Regions from separate parts of the Homo sapiens genome. Here regions 2 and 3 are each linked to region 1. Evidence: chromatin loops called from intact Hi-C (ENCODE). Cell type or tissue: psoas muscle. All regions are shown on one strand. Region 1 holds the start of CIB2 (calcium and integrin binding family member 2). Region 2 has its middle 6.5 kb from the start of ACSBG1. Region 3 overlaps ACSBG1 (acyl-CoA synthetase bubblegum family member 1).

Region 1 (8,000 bases):
CTGTTCCCATCAGAACCCACAAGCTTCAGCAGCCTAAGCACTCTCAAAGTATGGTTCCAAGACCAGCTGCATCAGTGTCACCCAGGAACCCTTTCGATACCCACATTCTTAGCCACCCCAGACCTTCTAAATCAGAAAATCTAGGGGTGCAGCCTCCCAAGTAATTTTGATACATGCTCCCAGGTGGTTTCAGAACCACTATCCTAAAGTAACAAACCACGCATTTTAAAGCATAAAGTCTTGATCTCGCCCAGGCATGGTGGCTCACGCCTGTAATCCTAGTACTTTGGGAGGCCAAGGCAGAAGGATCACTTGAACCTGGGAGTTGGAGACCAGCCTGGACAACATAGTGAGACTCCATCTCTATTTTTTTTTATATATATAAATAAAAAAAAATCCTGATCTCTTCAAAGTCCACTGGCAGTTGTGGAATGGTATGTTGAGCCAGTGCCTGGGTCCAGTCCAGGTTCTACTAATTCCCAGCTGTGGGACCCTGGGCAAGTTACTGAACCTCTCTCAGCCCAACTCTTTGCCTATAATATGGAGATAATACCTACTGATTCAGTTGTCCTGAGTTTAGAAATAACAGTTGTATGGGCTGGACCCCAAAAAGATAGCGGTGACTCCATTTGGTGGATGGGGAAGGAGTTCAGAACATGCCACCACAACATATGCTGCTCTGGCATATTGAGTATTTGAGTTAAAGGCACTTGAAAAATAGCAGATGCAAGAAGGGCACTCTTGATCATCCTTCTTTTTCTAAAAAACAGGAGATGAGGCCGGGCATGATGGCTCACATCCTATAATCCCAGCACTTTGGGTGAGAAGCCAAAGTGGGTGGATTGCTCGAGCCTGGGAATTCAAAACCAGCCTGGGCAACACGGCAAAACCCCATCTCTACAAAAAAAATACAATAATTGGCCGGGCGTGGTGACTCAGGCCTCTAATCCTAGCACTTCGGGAGGCTGAGGCAGGTGGATCACCTGAGGTCAAGATTTCGAGACCAGCCCAGCCAACATGGTGAAACCTCTCTCTACTAAAAATACAAAAAAAAATTAGCTGGGTGTGGTGGCATGCCCCTGTAGTCCCACCTACTAGGGGAGGCTGAGGCAGAAGAATCGCTTGAACCCAGGAGGCGGAGGTTGTAGCGAGCCAAGATCGCGCTACTGCACTCCAGCCTGGGCGACAGAGGGAGACTCCATCTCAAAAAAAAAAAAAAGTATTTAGATTTTGCCAGTTCTCAGGGTCTTCATTTCCTTATGAGGGCTTCCACGTCATGTAAAACTTGTATTAAATCTGTTTTTCTCCCCTTAATCTGTCTTATGCCAAATTAATTCTCAAGCCCAGCCAAAGACCCTAGGAGGGCAGAGGTAAAGTCCTGCTTCCCTTACAATGGCATCTGCTTAAAAGCTCCAAAAAATGTCTTGGCCTTTGTCACACTTCTGTGGACACAGTCAAGTCCTTTAAATCCTCTCAAGTCTCACGTTTGTAACCAAGCCAAGTAAATCCTGTCCTGCTCCCTAAGGAACACAGAAGGTCTGAGATGCCCTGCCTAGGCCGCGCCCAAAGGCCAGATGGGCTTCCCGAGGCCTGGCCGGGAGGGCCTCAGATGTCAGCTTGACTGACCCCCTCCTTCTCCCCAGAGGGACAGGGCCCGGGTAAGGGCTTGACCAAGGTCGCGACGCGAGACGGTGGCGGAGCCCGGCCCCAGCTAGATCCACGCACTCACAGTCCTCGCTGCCGCCCCCGCCCCAGGTCAAGGGGCGCCACTCGCCCCACTGCCCGCCTCGAGAGGGTTTTTTCCCAGGCCCCGCACCCTCACGCCGTGCGACCTGGACTCCCACGGCGGGACCCGGGCTCACACCTCTTCCTGCTGCGGGGCGGAGTCGCCGCCGCTCCGGGTCTTTGTCCCCGCCTCCGAGACCCCCGCGCGCCCCCAGCACTTCCGGCCGCGGGAGCCAAGGGTTCGTGCCGGGCAGCGTCTCCCGGGGCCAGGTCGCCTCCTGCCGGGACCCGGGCGCGCTGCAGCCGCGGAGCCGGGTGCCCCGCCCTCTTCCCGCCGGCGGCGGAGTCGCTGCCGCTCCGGGTTCCCGTCCCCGCCTCCGAGACCCCCGCGCGCCTCCTCCAGGCGAGCTGCGGGGCGGGAAGGGTCCGGCCACCGTGGGCCGCTGCCAGCCGCGGGGCTGCCGAGGGCCGCGGGCACGGGGCGCTGGCTCCGGGTCTGGCGGCCGCTGATGGGAGTCGGAGCCCGGGCGGGCGAGCGGCGGCGCGGCGGCCACCATGGGGAACAAGCAGACCATCTTCACCGAAGAGCAGCTAGACAACTACCAGGTGAGCTCGGCGCGCCCGGCCCCCAACACAGGCCCCGCCGCCCCGCCGCCCCTCCCTTTTCTCGGTCGCTGGCCGAGGCCTCCCGAGAGCCAGCTCTCCCAGGTTCAAACCCTGCCTCTGCCTTCAGCTCGACGCGTGACCTTGGGCCGGTGACTTCCCCTCGCCGTGCCTCAGTTTCCCCACCGGTGGAATAAGAGCTCTTTCCAGTTGGAAGAACCTCTCAGGCGCGCCTCTCTCCAGCTACTCTCGCCCTAGGCAGGACCCGAACCCCTCTCCAGCCACCCATTCCAGCGCCCATCTGGCCCGGAGAGGGAGTCAGTAAACTAGGCTGGACGGAGGACCGCCCTCCCCGCTCCCTGCCCCCCAGCCCCAGGAAGGAGCCCAGGAGAGCGAGTCTCTGTAAAGCAGAAATGAGAGCTGGCGTCCTGTCTGGTCTAGGAGTGGGGTGCATCAGTCCCCACATGCAGTCTTCCCTTGGGACTGTCTTGTTTATCGGCTGGGGTTCGCTCCTTCTGACCCCAGCATGGAGATAACTGGAGCAAGAACGCAAGCCCGGTAGCAGCCTTCCAGGGCCACCTCTCCCAGCTCCCTTAGGCCCTCAGTAGCCACCTCCTTAGACCTTTCTAGGTTTTCCTGCCTCCAGAGCCAGCTTTCCAGATCTGGAATCCCAATACCGTCCCACCCAGGTAAAAACTTCGCTGTGGTTGCAGGATGAAGCCCAACCCCTTGGCTTACCCGGAGCCCTGGCCAATTGCTCAGCTTATCTCTGCAGCCTCAGTCTCCCCAGGTCCCTTCCCTGCCCTCTGCATGGCAGCCGCCTTAAAACCATTTGCAGTTGCTCCAGCTCACCAGGCTCATTCCTCCCTCCCTCTCTCCCTCTGCCCATGCCATTTCCTGGGCCTGGATGCCTTTCCCCCCTCCAGAGGATCTCTTTCACCCTTCAAGTCCCACATCTGATGCCTCTCCCCTGACTCCCCAGGCGGAGGGGGCAGGATTGTGTTGTGGCCTGTGTAACTGGGCAGGAGGAACACCAACAGGGTCTCCATAGGCACTTGTTGCCTTCATCAGTGCTTACTTTGGCTGTGAAGGAAAGCAGGTGTGAAGTGTGGGTCCTCTGATGTGGGTGAAGGTAAAACAAAGGCCCCTTCTCCTCCTAGAAGCCCTAGTTGTCAGTAATGGATTTCTCAGCTCCCCAGGTGAGGCCCTGGGAAGGAAGAGGGGAGACGCATTTATGGAGCACCTGCTGTGTACCAGGCACAGTAATTGATGCCCTCTACGCATCAACTCACTTGATCATCACAGTGAGGTGGATTATTAGCCCATTTTACAGACGTGTAAACAGAGGCTGAGGAGCCATTCAGGGCTCACACAGGATTTCGAATCTTGACTCCTAGGCTCACTTCTTTAGTTGGGAGTGGGCTGGGCTGGGCCATGTGTGCTTTTTGTTCCCAAGGCACTCAGTCTCAGACACTCAGAGACAGACTCTCACCTCCAGTGTGTGGCCCTTGTGATAGAGGCAGGTGGTGGAGTGTGTTCTAGGGAAGGGCACTAGTGGGCAGTGGGAGGCCAGCAGGGAAGGGGGACAAAGTCCAGAAACGATACAGCACTTGAGCAGGCCTTGGGAAGATAGGTCGGGTTTTGCCCAGTGGGGCCCAGAGGAGGCATTCCAGGTGGAGGGGACAGCGTGGATAAAGGCTTGGGAGTGGGCAGGGGCAAGCAGGCAAGCCATGCTCAGAAGTGAGGAGTAGCTTCATGGGGGTGGGGAGCCCAGGTTCCCACTCCAACCAGCCTGGCATTGGGTTACTCATCGGAGCCAGTCCCAGTGTTATGTTCTGATTCTTTGCCAGAGCCTAGCTAGACCCTGCCAGGCGGGGTGGGAGAAATGAGAGCTGTGAAACCTGAGAGCCCCACATCTCCTACCCTCTGGCTCTCCAGCCAGCCATTGCCAGCCCGGGCTGAGTGGGGGTGAGCCTGAGTTACAGCACCCTCTCCCCTAAGTGACACCTAGGGTTTCTTGGGACCTCCCAGCCTGGTAGTCTAACCTTTCCTGGGCAGGGTGCACCCTCTTGGTTCCCGGTGCCGGTGATTCCCAACATTTAAGCTTCTGTCCAGAACACTCCTCTGCATTGTACGGCCATCCCCCAGACCCCTCAAACTCCAAAACAGGGGTCACAGCCTCTCCAACACCCACTGCTGCTCCTCCAGCCATTTCAACTCTCTGCTCTCCCTCAGCCCATGTTTTCAGTTAAGAACAAGGCCTGTGACTCAGCCTCTTTTGTGGGTCACCTGGAGGTCCCCTCCTCCATCACGACAGCCAGGGCCCTGGGCTAGGCCTGCTCAGTCTCCTGCAAACTGGAGGTCTGACTGCTCCCTCCTGCGCCCCTCCTGCCCATCCCCCTCCAGCCACCCGCCCTCTTAGTTCTCTCACTCTTCCTTCATCTCTTTCTTTCTCTTCCTTTTTTTTTTTTTTGAGACGGAGTCTCGCTCGCCCTGTCACCCAGGCTGGAGTGCAGTGGTGTGATCTCGGCTCACTGCAACCTCCGCATCCCAGCTCCGCCTCCCAGGTTCAAGCAATTTTCCCTGCCTCAGCCTCCCAAGTAGCTGGGATTACAGGCACCCACCACCATGCCCATCTAATTTTTGTATTTTTAGTAAAAACAGGGTTTTGCCATGTTGGCCAGGCTGGTCTCAAACTCCTGACCTCAGGTGATCCACCTGCCTTGGCCTCCCAGAGTGTTGGGATTACAGGTGTGAGCCACCGCGCCGGGCCTCCAGCCTCATTTCTTACTCCCTTTCCCTTTGCACCCAAAGTTTTAGGCACACTGAAGGGCTTCTAGCCAAGCCCTCCCTCACCTCTGGCCCTTGTTCTCCTGCTGCTCTCCCTGCTCCTTTGCTAACCTAGTCTGGCCCATCTTTCTGTCCAGGCCAGGCCTCACCTCTTTGGGACGGGCTCCCTGACTCTCTCTCCACCAATCCATTCAGCTGGGAGTACTCAGGGAGCCTGACACATATACATCCCCAGTCCCTTGTGTGGCCACAGAATGGTTTATACTGGGCACCTCACTGTTTACACTCCAGCTTCCTTCTTGTATGGCCTCTGTCCAGGCACAAAAGAGATGTTTGGAGGATGTTGTCAAATGAATGAACAAATATTTGTTAAGGCGTGGCTCCAGGAGAGCAAAGAACTCTAGACAAAGATTCTGAAGCCCTAGATTCAAGTCAGCTGGGTAGTTGATGCTGTGGGCCTTAGCAAGCCACTGTTCCCTTCTGGGCCTAAGTGTCTCCACCTCTAAAATGGGAACTACTAACCCAGCTGTGCTCATGTCACAGGGTTCTTGTGGGGATCAACTAAGATCACTGGAGACTGACCTTGAGCCGTGTGATGGTCCCCTGGGCAGTGCTGAGGCCTGAGCTGGCAGAGCTGGATGGAGAGCCATTTCCATTAGAGCTGGGAGGGCCCATGGCTCGGCTCCTGACAGCTGGCACAGGCAGACCAGGCATGTAGGAGATGGGAGGCAGGTGGGTTACCTGGAACAAGTCACCCTTGAGTTGAGCTTTGGAGAAAGGGTTTGGACAACCTGGAGAAAGAGGAGAGGGCACTCCAGTTGGGGAATAGGGTGAATATAGGCTCGGAGGCAGAACTCAAGCCTTAACTGGGAAAACGTCTGGGCTTCTACTGTAAAAGCCCAGCCTGTCCTGTTTTCTGCTGCCAATGTTCTGAGAGCCCATCACTCCTGGGTTAGGCCCCCTCTCTCCTTCCCTCCCTTCCACTCCTCATGACCCAGACCTGACCTTTGCCGGAAGACCTGTCCCTGTGTCCCTGTGTACTGTCAGGAACCAAGCAGTGATGGGGCACTTGCTCTCCAAAAGTGTAAGAAAGGGTTCCTTCAGACATAGGGCTGTAGCTCCCAGGGCAGCTGAGGGTGTAGTGGTGGGCAGGGTGTTTGGTGACTCCAGAGAAGGGAAAGACAGCAGAGCTACCGACTCTGGGGAGATGCCTTTGGGACCTGGGTGGTGGATGGAGCTGTTGTACTCTTTCCTATCAGCTGGGGCCTATAGACTTCCTGTACCTTATCTCATTTGCTCTTCACACTGTCCCCTTCAGAGAGGCCTATTTCCACTTTACAGATGCAGAAACTGAGGCTCAGAAAGGAGAATGACTTGCCTAAGGGTCTGAAGCTAGACTAGAATTTGACCCTGACTACCAAACCTTTTCCCCTGCCACACTTCTAGGCCACCCTGAGCCCTGAGAAGCTTTTAAGAACACCTGCCATATTCACTACCTGTGCACTGCCTCCTTGGGGTGAGTCCCAGGGAAACAAGTGAACAGAAGAAAAAGTGAAACATCAGTTGATGAGCAGGTTCATGGCAGTTTTGTCAGTGATGTTAAAACCAAGAAATAGGTGTTACTAAATGTTCAGAAAGAGAAGAAAGATTAAGACTAGGCAGGGACTCTGCAGCCACTGAAATAACGTAACTGCTGTGGAAGGCATAGATGGAAAAGTCTGGTCACTCATCCCACAAGCCTGTATTAAGCACCTGCTGTGTATAAGTATAGGAATACACAGCAGACGCAGGACATGGAGTGGCTGGTGTACAGTGGTCATGGCTCTGTTTGTAGTCATAGGCAGTGGCCAAGAAGCACAGAGGATCTTTTCTTGCCTCTGCTTCCTTGCCAGTGAGGGCCCCAAGGTCTACTCCCATTAAAAAGAAAAAAAGAAGGCTATGCGTGGTAGCTCATGCCTATAATCCCGGCACTTTGGGAAGCCTAGTTGGGTGAACACCTGAGGTCAGGAGTTCGAGACCAGCCTGACCAATATGGTGAAACCCCATCTCTATACTAAGAATACAAAAATTAGCCAGGCATGGTGGCGCATGCCTGTAATCCCAGCTACTTGGAAGGCTGAGACAGGAGAATCACTTGAACCCAGGAGGCGGAGGTTGCAGTGAGCTGAGATCATGCCACTGTACTCCAGCCTGGGTGACAGAGCAAGACTCCGTCTCAAAAAAAAAAGGGGGGGGGGCAGGGGAAAGGGAAGCACAGAGGCCTAAGTTCCATTCCCAGCCCTCCTGGGCTGTGTGTGCAACTTAAGGCAAGCTACTCAACTTTGCTGAGTCTCAAGTTGCCCATCTTTAAGATAGAGAGATAATGCCCACCCCCATTGGCTAATGATAAGGATTAAGAAAAATTGGATATTTAGAGCCCCAGGTGCCAGGTGCATGGTACATCATGTACTGGTTGTGATGTGGTTTTCAGCCTGGGTTGCACGTTGGGACCACCTGAGTGGCTTTGAAAACAGCCAATGCCTGGATCCATCCTTGGGGATTTCTCTACAATTTGTCTGGGGTCTGCTGAGGGATGGGGGACACAGGTATCCTAAACAGTCCCCCAAGTGATTCTGCTCTAGAGCAGACTTCCTCACACTTCAACATGCATCAGCATCATTGGGAGGGTTTTTTAAAGTGCAGATCCCTGGACCCCACCCACAGAGTTTCTGATTCAAGAGATCTGGAGTGGAGCCTAAGAATCTACATTTTCACCAAGTTCCCAGTGAGGCTGATGCTGCTGGTCCAGGAGCCACAGCGTGAGGACCATTGATGTAGGGAGGTGTAAGTAATTGTGACAGGGAGCAGGGTTATAGGGGAAGTGTTTGCATCTTTTGTCAGGA
Region 2 (8,000 bases), 110 kb before region 1:
CTGAGCAGAAGTGGCAGTTTAGCTGAGAGTAGCAGGCGGTGGGGGAGTCTCCATGGACTATATGAGGAAGTTGGGGAATGTGGGGGTGTCTAGAAAGGCTTCCCAGAGGAGATAAATGTGGGAAGCTGGAGTGGGAGGAGGCGGTGGGGTGTCTGCAATCTCTACCTGGGCCCAGCCCTCAAGTAGCAACTAAAGGGCTTTGTGTCTCTTTGTGTCACTCTCTTTGGCCTTCATGGCCCTGCAGTGTGAATGTTCTTTACCGAGATGTTCAGGCTCTGAAGGACATCAGAGATGCTGATGGTTCCTGGGGATGGGACGACTCTTCTTGCCAAGGACCCTCCTGAGTCCTCAGAGAGGGCTGATCAAGGCTGACTCCAGCTGTTCCCAAGCATCCAGGATGGCAGCTCTTCTCCAGGCTGTGATAGGGGCTTTGCTCTATCTTGGAGTGGGGGCAAGGTCTGGTTGGGTTCTGCCTGAGAGAGACCCTCATAAATAATGAAGCTCCCAAAGTCCTACCAGGCAAGAGTGGTCTATTGGGGTGATCAAATTCCTGTTTGGGGAGAAGGAAAAAAAAACTTTTTTAGAGCCTTGGGTAACATGACAGAAAAGAGCACGAATTCATTCAGCTGTAACTGCCCTGCACGATGAGTTCCTCTGGTCTCCTTGAGAACAAGCAGAGAAAGGCCCATTCCCACGGTCAATGCAACCACCACGCACTCATCACCCTATAGCTGCAGAGCCCTCCTCTGAGCTCTTGCCCCACCCTTGGCCCTGGAGATAAGAGGCCTGGGTCAGAGGTCACCCTGTGTATGTTCTGAAACTGGCTTACTATGGCACGTTGGCATGCCGCAGCCCTCTCAGGTCCCTATTTGCACAATGGAGGGTTATAATAATGCCTTCTGGCAGGACTGTCATGAAGCACACATGAAGCCTTGGAGGTGAATGTCTGGCATGGCTCTGGACACCAGTGTCTCCTCCTTCCCCTCTCCTCCCTTGTTCTGGAAGTCCAGGAAGCACCTCTCACACCTGAGTGCAAACTCATCTGGGCACTCTTTTCTTCCCAGCAATTGCCCTCTGGACATCAACAAGGAGGGTGGGGGCAACACTCAGCTGGAATCTCAGAGGGCCCCAGCCTGGCTCAGCTGAAGATGTTCCCCCAGCCCCCCATTTCCTGGCCTTAGAAGTTTGTCATTAAGTAGGACATGGGGTTTGAGCAGGGGAGCAAGTTCTTCATGCTTGGCTGTCCAGCCCCTTGGTGAGCAGCACTGATCTGCCCCAGCCTGTGCTGGCCCTGGCTTCTGGCTGTCTGGGCCGTTTGCCAGGACTCCTGGGCCTTGGCTTCCCATTCCCAGCCACATCCGCTGGCCCAAGCCGAACCTGGAGGGGTCCCCAGATTCAGAAAAGATACCGCTTTCTGAGGTCCCTGATGTTGGGGGTCTGTGCCAGAGGAAGTTATTCCCAGGTATTCCCAGGCTAGTGCTCAGGCGCTGAGAAAGGAATTTGCATATCCCCTCCCCCTGCCACACCTCCTCTGTCCCTGTCTAATCCACAAGTCCTCTCCCTCGCCCTGGCCAGGTTATTTCCTCTCTCAGGGCCCCAGTTTTCTCATCTAAAAGGAAGGCAGAATGCTAGAAGTGTTTCTAAGCCCTTCCAGGTGTGACATTCACAGACCCCATCTGGGCTAAGTGCTCACTGGGTTTCTGTTCAATCAATGTAGTCATTTACAGGTGAGGAAACTGGGCTTCTGCGATGTGGAGGCTTCCCCCAGGGTCATGCAAGCTGGAACCAAGTCCTGTTGACTCTCAATCCAGTGTTCCTTCCCCAGCCTCAGGCCACTGCCTAAGGTCAGGGGCAGCCAGCGTGGAAGGTGCAGCCTGGGTAGCAACAGACATCCTCAGCTGCGTGGCTCTGTCGTGATGAGATCCCTGGAGAGTCATTCAAATCTCCATTTTTTTTGCCAATGAGCTGCCTCTGTCCCAATGTCCAGAGCATTCTCAGGCCCGAGGATACTAAAAACAGCGAAAACTTTTTTTTTCTGTTTTCTTTTTTTTTTTTTTTTGAGACGGGGTCTTGCTCTGTCATTCAGGCTGAGTGCAGTGCCACAATCTTGGCCCACTGCAGCCTAAAACTCCCAGGCTCAAGCAGTCCTCCCCGCTTCAGCCTCCTGAGTAGCTGGGATTATTGGCATGTGCCACCATGCCCAACTAATTTTTTTTTTTTTTTTTTTGTAGAGACAAGGTCTCTAGGCTGGTCTCAAGCTCCTGGACTCAAGCAATCCCCCCTCAGCCTCTCAAAGTGCCAGGATTACAAGTGTAGGCCCCTGCACCTGGCAATGAATTCTAACTGGATGTTTACATACCACTCTAAGTGCCTTCAGTAGACTTAACTCACTGCAACCTCATGAACTAGGAATCATGACTCCATTTTACAAATAAGAAAACTGAAGCACAGAGAGGTTAAGTCATGTATCCAAGGTCAAACAGCTTATAAGCATCTATCTCATCCCAGATGCTCTAGAAAACAGAGCCCAAGGCAAAGTTTATGTCCTAAGGCTTTATTGGAAGTGGAATTCTAGGGCACAAGAATCAGGGAAAAAAAAAAGACATGAGGCAGAAAAGGAAGGAAAGCAAATAAATAGAAGGTAGTTGCATTTCTGAGCTGTTCTTCATTGCACAAGGAAACATAGCTCTTTGCTATGTCATGTAGGTGACCCAGACAGGTTGTGTGTGCTGCACTTTGGACCATTCTGTTGAGGGGAGAAAGCCGGGGAACTTACGGCTGTCTTCCTATCCCCGGTCTCTCCACAGGAGGGAGCCAGTGCAGAGTGAGCCATGAGATTCACTCCCTCATAAGGGAGGTGGAGAAGGGGGATCCTTCCCAGTGGCAGAGCACCCCTCGCCCCTTTGTGTTTAGTTATTCACCCTGTCCTGCATTGCACCCATCATCTCGTGGTCCTTTTTGTCTCTGCTGGTTTCAGTTAGGGGTTCTGCCCCTGGTAATCAGGACTCTCCATTTTACAGAGGAGGAAACTGAGACTCAGAGAGGTGACTTGGCTTGGGTCATGGTGCAAATCCAAAAACCAGTGTGTTCCACCCCTGCCCTATATGGTGCAGATCTGGAGAATACGGGTCACGTGGCCCTTGATCCAGGTCTTTCCAGGTGAGAAAAGAAGGTGCCTCCTCTGCAGAGGTTGCCCAGACATCTGGGTTCCCTCCCTTCCTCCTCCTTCCCTAATCCTCCAAAGGCCTCCATCCTCCGTGGTCTCCATTGCCCACTCCCAGCTCAGTCCTGGCAGGTTAGAATCCTCTATGTGCTACGTTCTTCTGCCCCTCCTCTCAGGAAAGCTCTGCCCTGGTGACCCATAGCTCAGAGAATGTGAGTCCCTGGGAGAGGAGTTTGAATCTCCAAAAATCTCTGGGTTTTATCTATTTTATTTTATTTATTTTTGAGACAGAGTCTCTGTCACCCAGGCTGGAGTGCAGTGGTGCAACCTTGGCTCACTGCAACCTCCACCGCCTGGGTTCAAGCAATTCTCCTGCCTCAGCCTCCCGAGTAGCTTGGACTACAGGCACCCACCACCACGCCTGGCTTATTTTTGTATTTTTAGTAGAGACAGGGCTTTACCATGTTGGTCAGACCGGTCTCGAACTCCTGACCTCAGGTCATCCACCCACCTTGGCCTTCCAAAGTCGGGTTTTATCTAGAGCTGGAGGATACTCTGATCCCAGGACTCACACCCCACCCACTCGATGTAGACAGGGCCAGAGGGGACACAAATGCAGCCCAGAGCCTCAGCGCCCTCTGGAGCACAAGGGTCTCCCAGCCGGGCCCCAGACTCGATGTCCAGAGCACACTGTGGTGGCTGCCGGAGGCCTTCTGGGGGCAGGGGAGGAAGGACGGCTGTTTCTGGGGATGGAGGCAGTGGCGCAAGATCCCAGTCCTGTGGAGACCTGGGTGGGTGGGAGGCGCTCTGGCCAGCAGGGGTCAGCAGAGGCCCATTGTTCTCCTGCTCGTCCTGCACCCAGAGACGACTGCGAGGCCTCAATCCAGAGCCCCAGGTGCAGTATTTTGAAATTTAAAAAGAAAAAAAAAATCGTCTCCTGGTAATACATACGCATGATAACAAAAAAGTGGCCCAGAAAAGCTAATGCTGAAAACATACAGCAATGACCCTCCCACCCAAGCCTTTTTAAAGGCTTTTAAAAACAAAAACAAAACACTTAATATCTCTTTGTTGTGGGAGGCAGGCTGATTGCTTGACCCCAGGAGTTCAAGACCAGCCCGAGCAACATGATGAGACCCCCCCCTCAATCTCTCAAAAAGAAAGAAGAAAAGGTAGTTTCATGTTAATTTCAACATGCATTGGGAAATATCTGTATATATTTATATAACAAGTTCTTCAATTGCTTAGAATAAAGCTATTTCATTTTTAAATTATAAAATGGAGTTGAAAAATAGTAAATAATGTACTATACCCCTGGGGAAACCAAATATGGCAAAACTAATGAAGGTGGTAAAGAAATTGATTGGAAAATAGTGGTCTTGATTTTTTTTTTTTTTTTTTTTAAGAGATGGAGTCTCACTCTGTTGCCCAGGCTGGAGTGCAGTGGCGTGATCTTGGCTCACTGCAACTTCCGCCTCCCGGCTTCTAGCAATTCTCCTGCCTCAGCCTCCTGAGTAGCTGGGATTACAGGTGCACAGCACCACGCCAGCTAATTTTTTGTATTTTAGTAGAGATGGGGTTTCACTGTGTTGCCCAGGCTGGTCTCGAACTCCTGAGCTCAGGCAGTCAACCTGCCTCAGCTTCCCAAAGTGCTAGGCATGAGCCACCACACCCAGCCAATTCTTGAAGTTGAAAACCAGTGAGGGCAGCAATCACTTCGATGACAGTAGAGGCTGGTGCAGAGGCATTTGGCCTTACACGCATAGCAGGCACAAACTTCCTCAATCGACAAACTCAGGTGGGCAAAACTGCAGTTTTATTTTCTGTAACTCAATGGAAAAAAAATTTTTTTTACAGCTCTCCACCCTTCCTCCTAATGGCAGGACATTTAATCTGTTGGTTTTGAGAGACAGGACCAGCTGGATTTCCTAGGCCGACTGAGAATCCCTAAGCCTAGCTGGGAAGATGGCCACATCCACCTTTAAACACGGGGCTTGCAACTTAGCTCATACCTGACCAATCAGGTAATAAAGAGAGCTCATTAAAATGCTAATTAGGCAAAAACAGGAGGTAAAGAAATAGCCAATCATCTATTGCCTGAGAGCACAGCAGGAGGAACGACAATCGGGATATAAACCCAGGCATTCCAGCTGGCAACTGGCTACCCACTTTGGGTCTCCTCCCTTTGTATGGGAGCTCTGTTTTCACTCTACTAAATCTTGCAACTGGTGGGGCACGGTGGCTTACGCCTGTAATCCCAGCACTTTGGGAGCCTGAGGCGGGCAGATCACGAGGTCAGGAGATCGAGACCATCCTGGCTGACATGGTGAAACCCAGTCACTAATAAAAATACAAAAAAATTAGCTGGGCATGGTGGCGGGCTCCTGTAGTCCCAGCTACTCGGGAGGCTGAGTTGGAGAATGGTGTGAACCTGAGGAGGTGGAGCTTGCAGTGAGCCTAGGTCACACCACTGCACTCCAGCCTGGGCGACAGAGCAAGACTCCATCTCAAAAAAAAAAAAAAAAAATCTTGCAATTCTCTTCTGGTCCATGTTTGTTACCGCTCGAGCTGAGCTTTTGCTCGCCGTCCACCACTGCTGTTTGCCGCTGTCGCAGACCCGCTGCTGACTGCCATCCGTCTGGATCCGGCAGGGTGTCCACTGTGCTCCTGATCCAATGAGGCACCCATTGCCGCTCCCGATCCGGCTAAAGGCTTGCCATTGTTCCTGCACAGCTAGGTGCCCAGGTTTGTCCTAATCCAGCTGAACGCTAGTCACTGGGTTCCACGGTTCTCTTCCGTGATCCACGGCTTCTAATAGAGCGATAACACTCACCACATGGCCCAAGATTCCATTCCTTGGAATCCATGAGGCCAAGAACCCCAGGTCAGAGAACACAAGGCTTGCCACCATCTTGGAAGCGGCCCGCCACCATCTTGGGAGCTCTGGGAGCAAGGACCCCCCGACCCAATAAGAGTTTCGCAAAAACTCGGTCATTTTCAAGTTTAAACTTAGTCAAGTCCTAGCGTCCCATTTCTAGGAATTTATCCTAGAGATAGACTAGCTCAAGTACGAACCACGCAAGGATAAGATTATTCATCACAGCTTCATCTGTAACAGCAAAAGACTGAAAACAACCTAAATGTTCATCCTACAGAGCTGTTGAAATGCATCTCGGGCCAGCCCTTCCATGGAATGCTGTACCTACCCCACAAAAAGAGAACCAGGAAGTTCTCCAGGCAAAAATATGAAAAGTTCTCCAGCAAATGTTGTCAAGTATAAGAAGACACGAAACTGTGTATGCCATATGTTAGCATTTGTATATATCCAAGATATTTCTAGAATGATGCAAAAAAGAAATTTTTAACAGTGGTGGCTCTGGAGAAAAGAAATGAGTGAAGGATGGTGGGGAGAGGGACAGAAAAGTGGGAGGAAAATTTAATTTTTACTATGAAGCCCTTTGTACTTTTTAAAACATTGTATTGAGGTGAAATTCACATAACATTAAATTCACCATTTTAAAGTGTAGGATTCATGGCTGGGCATGGTGGCTCACACCTATAATCCCAGTACCTTGGGAGGCTGAGACAGGAGGATCCTTTGAGGCTAGGAGTTCAAGACTAGCCTGGGAAACATAGCAAGACCTTGTCTCTCCAAAAAAAATTTAAAAATTAGCCAGGCATGGTGATACATGCCTGTAGCCCCAGCCACTCAGGAGGCTGAGGTGGGAGGATCACTGGAGCCTGGGAGTTTGAGGCTGCAGCGAGCTACGGTCGCACCACTGCGTTCCAGCCTAAGCAACAGAATGAGATCCTGTCTCAAAAAAAAAAAGTGTACAATTCAGTGGCATTTAGTACATTCACGGTGCTGTGCAACCATCATCTCTATCTAGATTCAAAACATGTTCATCACCCCAAAAGGAGACCCCATACCCATCAAGCAGTTAGTCCCCTTTGTACATTTTCATGTTCCACTGTATCAATCAGGGTTCTTTCTGCAAGAGATGGCCCCTTAAAAGTGGTAGGTGAAGAAAATGAAGGGACAGGTGAGGACAGTGTTAAGGGAGCCACAGGGGATGGTGAGGCAGCTGCAGGGAGGTAGACACTTCTGACCTGAAGGAGCTGGGGAGGAACTGTTCCCCCTGAGGCCAGAGCTGGCTGGAGGGGCTGCTGCTGCCAAAAGTGTGGCCAGCCGGGAGGGAAGGAGAGGAATAAAAACTCCAACCTTTCTTTCTCTCTACCTTCTGCTGTCCTGCCACCACCTGGCATTGGCCTGACAACCAGAGGCCAGAGGCCGGGAGCCCAAGGGAGGCTCACACAGGGCAGCTCTGGGGACAGAACCAGGGGAGAGAGTAGAGAGGGAATCTGGACATAACTGGCATATTGCTTGTATTTATTTTTCAAAATGAAATGAACCATTTAAAAAGTTCAGCCAAATCAGACTCCACTACAGCCTGACCTTTTCAGCACCATGTCCCAGCCTTGAGCTTCTGTTGATATATTGCCTTTGTCCTGGTTCCCAGGTGGGGTCAGCCCTCCTCGCAGTGACTGCAGAATGACCTTGTTCCTATCAGCCTCTGTTGCCAGCCCACCAACTTTCTCCTCCAGCAGCCACCTGACCCTCAGTTCACTGCCTGCCCTGGCGAGAGGGTGTGCCGGGCCTTTTTGCTTTTGGTTCCTTGAAGCCATCTTTTCTCTGTGGCCCGCGCTGAGCACTCTGGGGCCCTGTCGCTTTCTTGGGCCACCTCAGGTCCCTGATATGCTCAGACCTGGAAGATCTGCCCAAGGGAGGTCTTCTTAAGGCCCTCCCCAGGGCCTTGCTTCTGTTTGGACTCTCTTC
Region 3 (8,000 bases), 67 kb before region 1:
TTGTCCCTGTCATGAAACAGCTGGACTAATAGGAGACTGACATTGCAGACCTATGAACCTTCCTTCCCTTCCCATGCCTCATTCCCTCCTTCCAGGAAGGATATGAGATGACCTGACACAAAAGCACAGGCTCCATGGAAGAGGAAACAGGAAAAAGACAGAACCATGTAGCTGATGGGAGAGGAGAAATTAGGTGAAGAATTCTGTCCAAAATGTCCATCAAGATTTTAAACACTCTTTTCTCTTGATCCGGTAAACCTCCTTCTAATAATCTAAACCGAGAAGGAGGGCTGGAGGCTGGATACCACTTGAGCGTCCTTCAGTGGAGAGTGGCGGAGTAAATTATGAGAGGGCCCAACCGTGGAGTACAACGCAGCCACACAGCATGCACACAATGAGGCAGGCATGTTAATATCACCAACGTTAAAGATGGATGATTTGGCTAATGGCTAGGTTTGATTTGATTCATATGATTTAAAACATATATTTGGCTGGACGCAGTGGCTCACACCTGTAATCCCAGCACTTTGGGAGGTCAAGGTAGGAGGATTGCTTGAGACCAGGAGTTCAAGACCAGCCTGGGCAACATAGCAAGACCTTGTCTCTACTAGAAAAAAAAAAAAAAAAGCTGGGAATGGTGGCATGCACCTGTGGTCCCCGTTACTTTGTGGAATGGCTAAATTGATCTAATTAGCATATGCGTTACTTTACATACTTCACACACCTGGATAAATTTTTGTAGAGATAAGATCTACTTTTTGTAGAGACAAGGTCTCTCTATTGTTCAAGCTGTCTGCAACTTTTGGCCTCAAGCAATCCTGCCTTGGCCTCCCAAAGTGCTGTGATTACAAGCGTGAGCCACTGCACTTGGCCTGTAGTTTTTTGCGTAATAGAAAAATATGGCCAGGCACAGTGGCTCATGCCTGTAATCCTAGCACTTTGGGAGGCCAAGGCTGGAGGATCGTTTGAACTCAGGAGTTCGATACCAGCCTGGGCAACATGGCTAACCCCCACGTCTCTACCAAAAATACAAAAAAAATTAGCTGGGCTTAGTGCTGTGCATCTGTGGTCTCAGCTACTCAGGAGGCTAAGACTGGAGGATCTTTTGAGCCCTGGGTGACAGAATGAGACCCTGTCTCAAAAAAAGAAGGAAGGAAGGAAGGAAAAAGAAAGAAAGAAAAGAAAAGAAAAGAAAAATATTGCGCTGTTCCATGTCTCTATAAAAAGCAGAGAAACAAAAGGTGGACTCCAAGGGCCATGTGTCTAAAGGAAAATGAGAGGGAGCTCATTTCTTCCTGGAAAAGAAGACTGCCTCTGGTTTCATTTGCAAATCCTGGGCCACTTCATTCATTTATTATGTATTACTATACATTATTTACTATGATGCTGATACACTACCCGCCTGGTCCCATGAGCATTTTGGGTTTGCTACCTGTGATTAATACATTAATAAGATGATCTCTCTCCCCTGCCACCTTATTTTTCATAAAAAGCAATTGCAACAACAAAATAAAACCTAAGTCCTTGTATGAATATTTGTAGAAAGAGGGCCTATCACTTTTTCTGTCATAGACTGCTAAATTGTTTCATATTTCTTGGAACAAGTATGCATATTTTTGTCATTAAAAAGAGATTATAGGCCAGGCACGGTGGCTCATGCCTGTAATCCCAGCACTTTGGGAGGCCGAGGCAGGCAGATCACCTGAGGTCAGGAGTTCAAGACCAGCCTGGCCAACATGGCGAAACGCCATCTCTACTAAAAAATGCAAAAATTAGCCAGGCATGGTGGCGGGCACCTGTAATCCCAGCTACTTGGGAGGCTGAGGCAGGAGAATCACTTGAACCCAGGAGGCAGAGGTTGCAGTGAGCCAAGATCGTGCCACTGCATTCCAGCCTGGGCGACAGAGTGAGACTTTGTCTCAAAAACAAAAAAAGAGATTATAGTGGCTGGGCACGGTGGCTCACGCCTGTAATCCCAGCACTTTGGGAGGCCAAGGCAGGTCAATCACTTGAGGCCAGGAGTTCGAGACCAGCCTGGCCAACACAGTGAAACCCTGTCTCCACCAAAAAATACAAAAAAAATTAGCCAGACATGGTGGTGCATGCCTGTAGTCCCAGCTACTCGGGAGGCTGAGACAGAAGAATTGCTTGAACCCAGGAGGTGGAGGTTGCAAGGAGCCCAGATCGCACCACTGCACTCCAGCCTGGGCAATATAGTGAGTGAGACTCCATGTCAAAAAAAAGGAAAGAAAAAAGAGATTATAAATGCTCAAGTTAAAACGTTTGGCTTGGAGATCCCAAGACTCACCTCTGCTCTTCTTGGCAACCTGGGTGAACAGGTGAATACAGAGGAGCGTGAGCTTCTAGATGTGCCCACGGGAGAAAGTCACCTTTTCTGTAGTCCAGGCGTAGGAGGAATCTGTGCCAGGGGAGGGAAGAGAACTAATAACCACTGAGAGGCAACTGGATGCCAGGCCCTGGGCATGCTCTGAGGGCCATTGCACAAGATTCTTGCACCACTTTGTGGGGGGTCAACATTCTATTTTTTTTTTTTTTTTTTTTTTTTAAAGACAGAGTCTTGCTCTATCGCCCAGGCTGGAGGGCAGTGGTGCGATCTCAGCTCACTGCAACCTCCACCTCCCGGGTTCAAGCAATTCTCATGCCTCAGCTTCCCAAGTAGTTGGGATTACAGATGTGCACCACCACCACCAGCAAATTTTTGTATTTTTAGTAGAGACAGGGTTTCACCATGTTGCTCAGGCTGGTCTTTAACTCCCGGCCTCAAGTGATCCGCCCACTTTGGCCTCCCAAAGTGCTAGGATTACAGGCGTAAGCCACCATGCGGGCCCTCTCTCTGTTTTTCTTAAGTAGCTTTATTGAGCTATAATTTATATGCCATGAAATTTACCCATTTTAAGTGCACAATTTGATTATTTTTAGCAAATTTACAGAGTTGCAAAACATCCCCACAATCCAATGTTGGGACATTTCCTTCACCCCAAAAAGATCTCTTGTGCCTATTCCACGGTCACTCCCCACTCCCACCTCCAGCCCGGGGCAAACACGAATCTGCTTTCTATCTTTTCTGCCTTTCCTTTTTCGCACCTGGCTTCTTTCACTGAACATGTTTTTGAGTTTCATCCATGTTGTAGCCTCTATCAATACTTTATTCCTTTTTATATTTTTTTAATTTATTATTTAATTTGATTTAATTTTTTTTCTGAGGCTGGGTCTCACTCCGTTGTCCAGGCTGGAGTGCAGTGGTGCAATCATGGCTCACTGCAGCCTTGACCTCCCATACTCAAACAATCCTCCCACCTCAGCCTCCCAAGTAGCTGGGAATACAGGCACACAACACCATGCCCTGCTAATTTTTTTTTTTTTTAGAGATAGGGTCTCACTATGTTGCCCAGGCTGGTCTTGAACTCCTGGGCTCAAGTGATACCCCGCCTCAGTCTCCTCACATGTTTACAGGTGCGAGCCACTGCACCAGGCCACTTTGTTCCTTTTCAGAGCTGAATAGCATTCTACTCTCTGACCACATTTTGTTTTTCATTTACCAGTCAGTGGACATTTGGGTTGTTTCAATTTTTTGACTCATAAACAATGCTGTGAAGAACATCTGTGTGTAAGTCTTCGTGGGGACATGTGTTTTTATTTCTCTTGGGTAGATACCTAAGAGTGGAGTTGTTGGGTCGTACTGTAGTTTTATGTTTAACTCTTTAAGAAACTGCTAACCTGTTTTCCCACATGGCTGTCCCATCTCATTCCCACCAGCACTGTATGAGGGCTTCTGTGTCCCCATGTCCTCATCAACCCCTCACATTTGCAGGTGATGAAGATGCAGCTGAGAGAATGGTTTGTTAGGTCAAACAGCACACAGAGGCAGAATTGAGGTTTTTGAACCCAGGTGTACCTGACTTTCTGGTCTGGGCATGGACTTTAGCAAAATGCAACAGTTAGAGGCTCTGAAGAGGCAGATCAGCGGGGTCCACCAGGCTAGCATCCCGGGATATGGGGCAAGGCTTGGAGAGGTCTGAGGAGTGATTGGACGGGGCCTAGTGGCCCTTGACTCACGCCACTACCTGAAGGCTCAGGGCTCCCTCATGGCCAGTGGCATGGGCATCCATCCCAGAAGGTCTTAACCTCTGCCATACAGAGGTGCCAAGCACCTCTCTGGCACCCTCCCCTGTCCCGCCTGCATTTCCTGCAGGCTGCCATGTATCCCGTTTGGGTCTGGATATGTCCTTGTCATCCCTACTTCCGGCCCTCCACAGGAGGAGGAATGGGCTCTCCTGTCCCAGCCCCCAGATCTTTACCTCTTTCTGCCAACCTGAGTCTGCATGCAACCTAAGAGTGTCAAAGAGGAGGAACAAGCTCATCTAGTTCATTTGTCTGCCTCAGGGAAGGACCGGTGACAGGAGAATAGGCGAGGTGGGTCTGGCCAGCAGGTGGCAGGGCAGCCCCACCTGTCCTGGCCAGCCCTCATCCCTTCCCACCATCATCATGGAACCACCACCCTTGCCCCAAGGAAAGGACGTCTCACGGGACCAAAGGGTCCAGACCACCCATCCAAGCTTCCTTTGCAAATTTGGAAAAAAGAGGAAGAAGGAAAATGTGCATTTATGGAGCACCAGCCATAGGTCAAAGCTTCTTCATATACACCCTTTCTCTTGATCCTCATGTCCACCCTGAGAACTGAGTCCTCATCTTTCCCCTGAAATTGACTCAGTGGTTCAGTGGCTTGTCCAAGTCTTGCATACTAAGTGGTAGACCTCTGTTCCCACCCACCATACACAGAGTAAGCCTCTGACTCTTAAAGGCAGGGTGGCACCCCAGACAATGTCCTAAGTGTGAGCTGTGGAATCAGGTACACCTGAGTTCAAATCCTGACCCTGCACTTCCTTGATGTGTGATCTTCGATAAATGACTGAACCTCTCTGAGCTGCAGCTGCCCCGTCTGTGCAGTGGAGCTCTCCAAACCCATGCTGTGAAGACTAAATGAGACACCTCATTTGTAGGAGGAGAATGAGCAAAGACTGTTGTTATTTTCTGAGACTGGGAGACTTCAGGCTGGAGAGCAGGGCTGATGGTTTTCAGTCTCCTCCAGACCCTCGGGAGGGTCGTTCTCTTTGGTGCTTTGACCTTCTGTCTAGCTGGATCTGTCCCCAACCTGTTCACAGGAGGGCAGGGAAAGACAGATACCCTGAAGGCACCTGGAGATCTGACAGTTCCACTGCCCAACCTTGGGAGGCAAATTCCAATTGGGATAAAAGAAGGAACAGAGTGTCTAGGACTTCCGTCTGTCCTCCAGTTATTTCCTCTCCTCTTCCTTGCTGCATCCCTAAACTTTGCTCTTCCTTCAAGGCTGAGTCAGACCTCCTCCTCTAGGCGGTCTCCCAGCCTACCCCAGTCTACCCCAGTCTACCCTGGCCTGCCAGCCTCAAGGCCGAGGACCCAAGGCATTGTCAGCACCAGACGGGCTGCGAGCTCTGCCCAGGGCAGGACAAGTGTCCCCAGGCTGGCATGATCCAAGCTGTGGTCTCCCCCACCCCACAGAGGAGGCGCTGTGGACGACTCGGGCCGATGGGCGGGTGCGCCTGCGCATAGACCCCAGCTGCCCACAGCTTCCCTACACTGTGCATCGGATGTTCTACGAGGCCCTGGATAAGTATGGGGACCTCATCGCTTTGGGCTTCAAGCGCCAGGACAAGTGGGAACACATCTCCTACTCCCAATACTACCTGCTCGCCCGCAGAGCCGCCAAGGGCTTCCTGAAGGTAAGGGGGCCCCTCATGGCAAGGCCTTGCCCCTCCCCAGATGTGCCTCCCAGCTCTGGGCCTCACAGGCCTCCTCTCCAACTGCCCACTGGGCAAGGCTCTTAGGAACAATAACTGTAAAAGCTGTCATTGTGCGTGGGGCTGATACTCCATGCTGGGCCCCGTACTGAGCTTTTATTTGCTGAGCCCCTACCATGTGCCAAGCACTTGTTACTCACTTTTCATTTGTGATCACATTCAGGGTGGGCTGGAAGCCCAGTGTGCTGGGCTGAGGGGCCGGACAGACTCGCTGGGAAGGCCCTGGGAGGGGCAGTGAGGGCTGTTGAGTGACCAACCCCTTCTCCTCCAAGGGGATTCTCTGACTGAGGGGACCCTGGGAGGGTGGAGCCTGCAGGTCCCCTGCAGTCTGGGTGGGGGCTCTGAGAGGGGCATGAGGGTCCCAGTCCCTGCCCGGCTGACCTGGCCTGTCTGCCTTTGACCTGGAGCTCGGCCTGAAGCAGGCCCACAGTGTGGCCATCCTCGGCTTCAACTCCCCGGAGTGGTTCTTCTCGGCAGTGGGCACAGTATTTGCAGGGTGAGTGGCGGGGGCAGGGACGGGGTCTCCAGGGGGTTGGCAGTGGGCAGAGGGTAGGGGAGGGTCCTTATCTCTTTTTAGCAGCCCCCACCCACTCCCCACCATCCTGCCTCCTCCCTGGGGCCTTCTGGTGGACCTGCATCTGGCGCCCTCTCTGCAGGGGAGGAGGTGCTCAGGTGCCTTGGGAGCCCCTCCTGCCAGGCTATGGGAGCTCTCTGGGTCTGGGGGCTACAGATGTGGGGGTGGGGGAAGGGGGTGGCCCCTCTGCACCTCCCCTAAGGTGAATCTTCCTGGGTCTCCTACAGTGGCATCGTCACTGGCATCTACACCACCAGCTCCCCAGAGGCCTGCCAGTACATCGCTTATGACTGCTGCGCCAATGTCATCATGGTCGACACGCAGAAGCAGCTGGAAAAGATCCTGAAGGTTTGGGGAAGAGGCAGTGGGCATGGGGTCAGATGCTGGGTATCCCCATGCACCTCCACTCCAACTCACACGGAACCTTCCCGCCCTCCATCCAGAGTGTCCTCATCCTCAACGGCAACCCTCTAATGCATACACAGCAAGCAAGGCAGGGCAACGGCTACTTACCCATTTGACAGGCAAGGAAATGGAGGCTCAAGGGACATGCCCCAGAAGTGGTGATAAGGCCTTGGGTAGGACTCCTGTCCAGCCACTGCCTTCCATGGCTTTCTCTTTGGGACAGGGTCTCCCCTAAAGGGAAGCAAGAGCTGTGGGGGCCGGGGTCCTCTGGCAGTGGAAGGGTTATGTGCAGGTGAGTGGCTTAGGGCTGTGACATCTTGAGCACTCAAGTCTAGGTGAGGAACAGGGTGATGGGGGGTGGTGAGGGCTGCCACAGGGTGGGGGTTGAGCCAAGTCAGACACAGTTTGGGCAGAGCAGGAGCTCAGAGTGCCTCTAGAGCCAGCGGGGGCTTTTCTGGAGCATTGATGATGCCTCCTGATCTAAGGCACACCCCTAACTGGCTCTGTCCCTGCATGCACCATACTGGGGTGTGGTGGCCTGGGGACACCTCTCTGTCCCAGCTGAACCCAACAGCCTTTAAGGCATTCAAGGGCTCCCTGCATCCCAAGGGAGTCCTCAGAGACTGACTTGTTGGCTTGCCTGTGATTCTGGAGATGTCACCTGGGCCACACCTTCCATCTGTGCCCGAGGGTGGGACAAATGGTCTCCAACCTTCCAAGACTATGCGATCTGGATCCCCAGAGGAGCCAGAGCAGGTGCCTATCCTCATTTCTAGTGGAGAAGTTTCCTGAAGCCTGAAAGAGAAAAGCAAGTGGGGCCAGTATCCTTGGGGGATACCAGCAGGGCAGCGCCAGAATCCTTGGGGGAGACCCAGGCTGCAGCCCAGACCCTTGAGGCAGAACCTCTTGGAGGGCATCCCCAAATCAGAGTGAGTTTGAAAATAGCCTCAGGTGAGGCTGTGGGCAGCCCAGGCCAAGAACTTCTGGCTCACGGCAAAATAAAATGAAGCCCCGGGAAGACCTCAGAGCTGCCTGGATAGACGTACAAAGGCCTCTGAGCAGGGTTTAAACTCAGAGGTGGTGTAGAGAAGTGGGTGAACACACACACTTGGGCTGGACCTGCCAGAGCTCAAATGCAGTGTGGCCTTGGGGAGGATGGTGAC

The links. Peaks named below come from ENCODE experiments on the same cell type or tissue, not always from the same donor. Only the 100,000 strongest peaks of a DNase experiment are listed, where the experiment ranks them.
Region 2: it touches region 1 in a loop (2.9-fold over the local background); 106 of 110 quality-filtered maps call a loop at or near these places.
Region 3: a loop joins it to region 1, with 2.4 times the contacts of the local background. A loop is called at or near these places in 93 of 110 quality-filtered maps.

The regions. Positions count from the first base shown.
Region 1 is chr15:78,125,496-78,133,495 of GRCh38, reverse strand. CIB2 (calcium and integrin binding family member 2) reads left to right here and starts at 2,051. Exons shown (of 6, transcript NM_006383.4): 1 at 2,051-2,331. The coding sequence starts at 2,281. RefSeq lists a silencer at 1,827-2,346. In psoas muscle, CTCF peaks have their summits at 1,810 and 2,013; DNase peaks (open chromatin) are centred at 1,625, 1,965, 2,395 and 4,195; H3K4me3 peaks cover 2,098 bases; H3K27ac peaks cover 2,384 bases.
Region 2 is chr15:78,237,098-78,245,097 of GRCh38, reverse strand. No RefSeq gene overlaps it. Among named protein-coding and RNA genes, the nearest start is that of ACSBG1, 6.5 kb to the right of the region's middle. In psoas muscle, CTCF peaks have their summits at 2,807 (motif pointing right) and 3,969 (motif pointing right); DNase peaks (open chromatin) are centred at 1,307, 2,842 and 3,987.
Region 3 is chr15:78,192,286-78,200,285 of GRCh38, reverse strand. ACSBG1 (acyl-CoA synthetase bubblegum family member 1) reads left to right here. Exons shown (of 14, transcript NM_015162.5): 3 at 5,560-5,780; 4 at 6,266-6,354; 5 at 6,660-6,780. Among named protein-coding and RNA genes, the nearest start is that of ACSBG1, 38 kb to the left of the region's middle. RefSeq lists a silencer at 4,334-4,393 and an enhancer at 4,554-4,603. In psoas muscle, a CTCF peak has its summit at 4,452 (motif pointing right); a DNase peak (open chromatin) is centred at 4,392.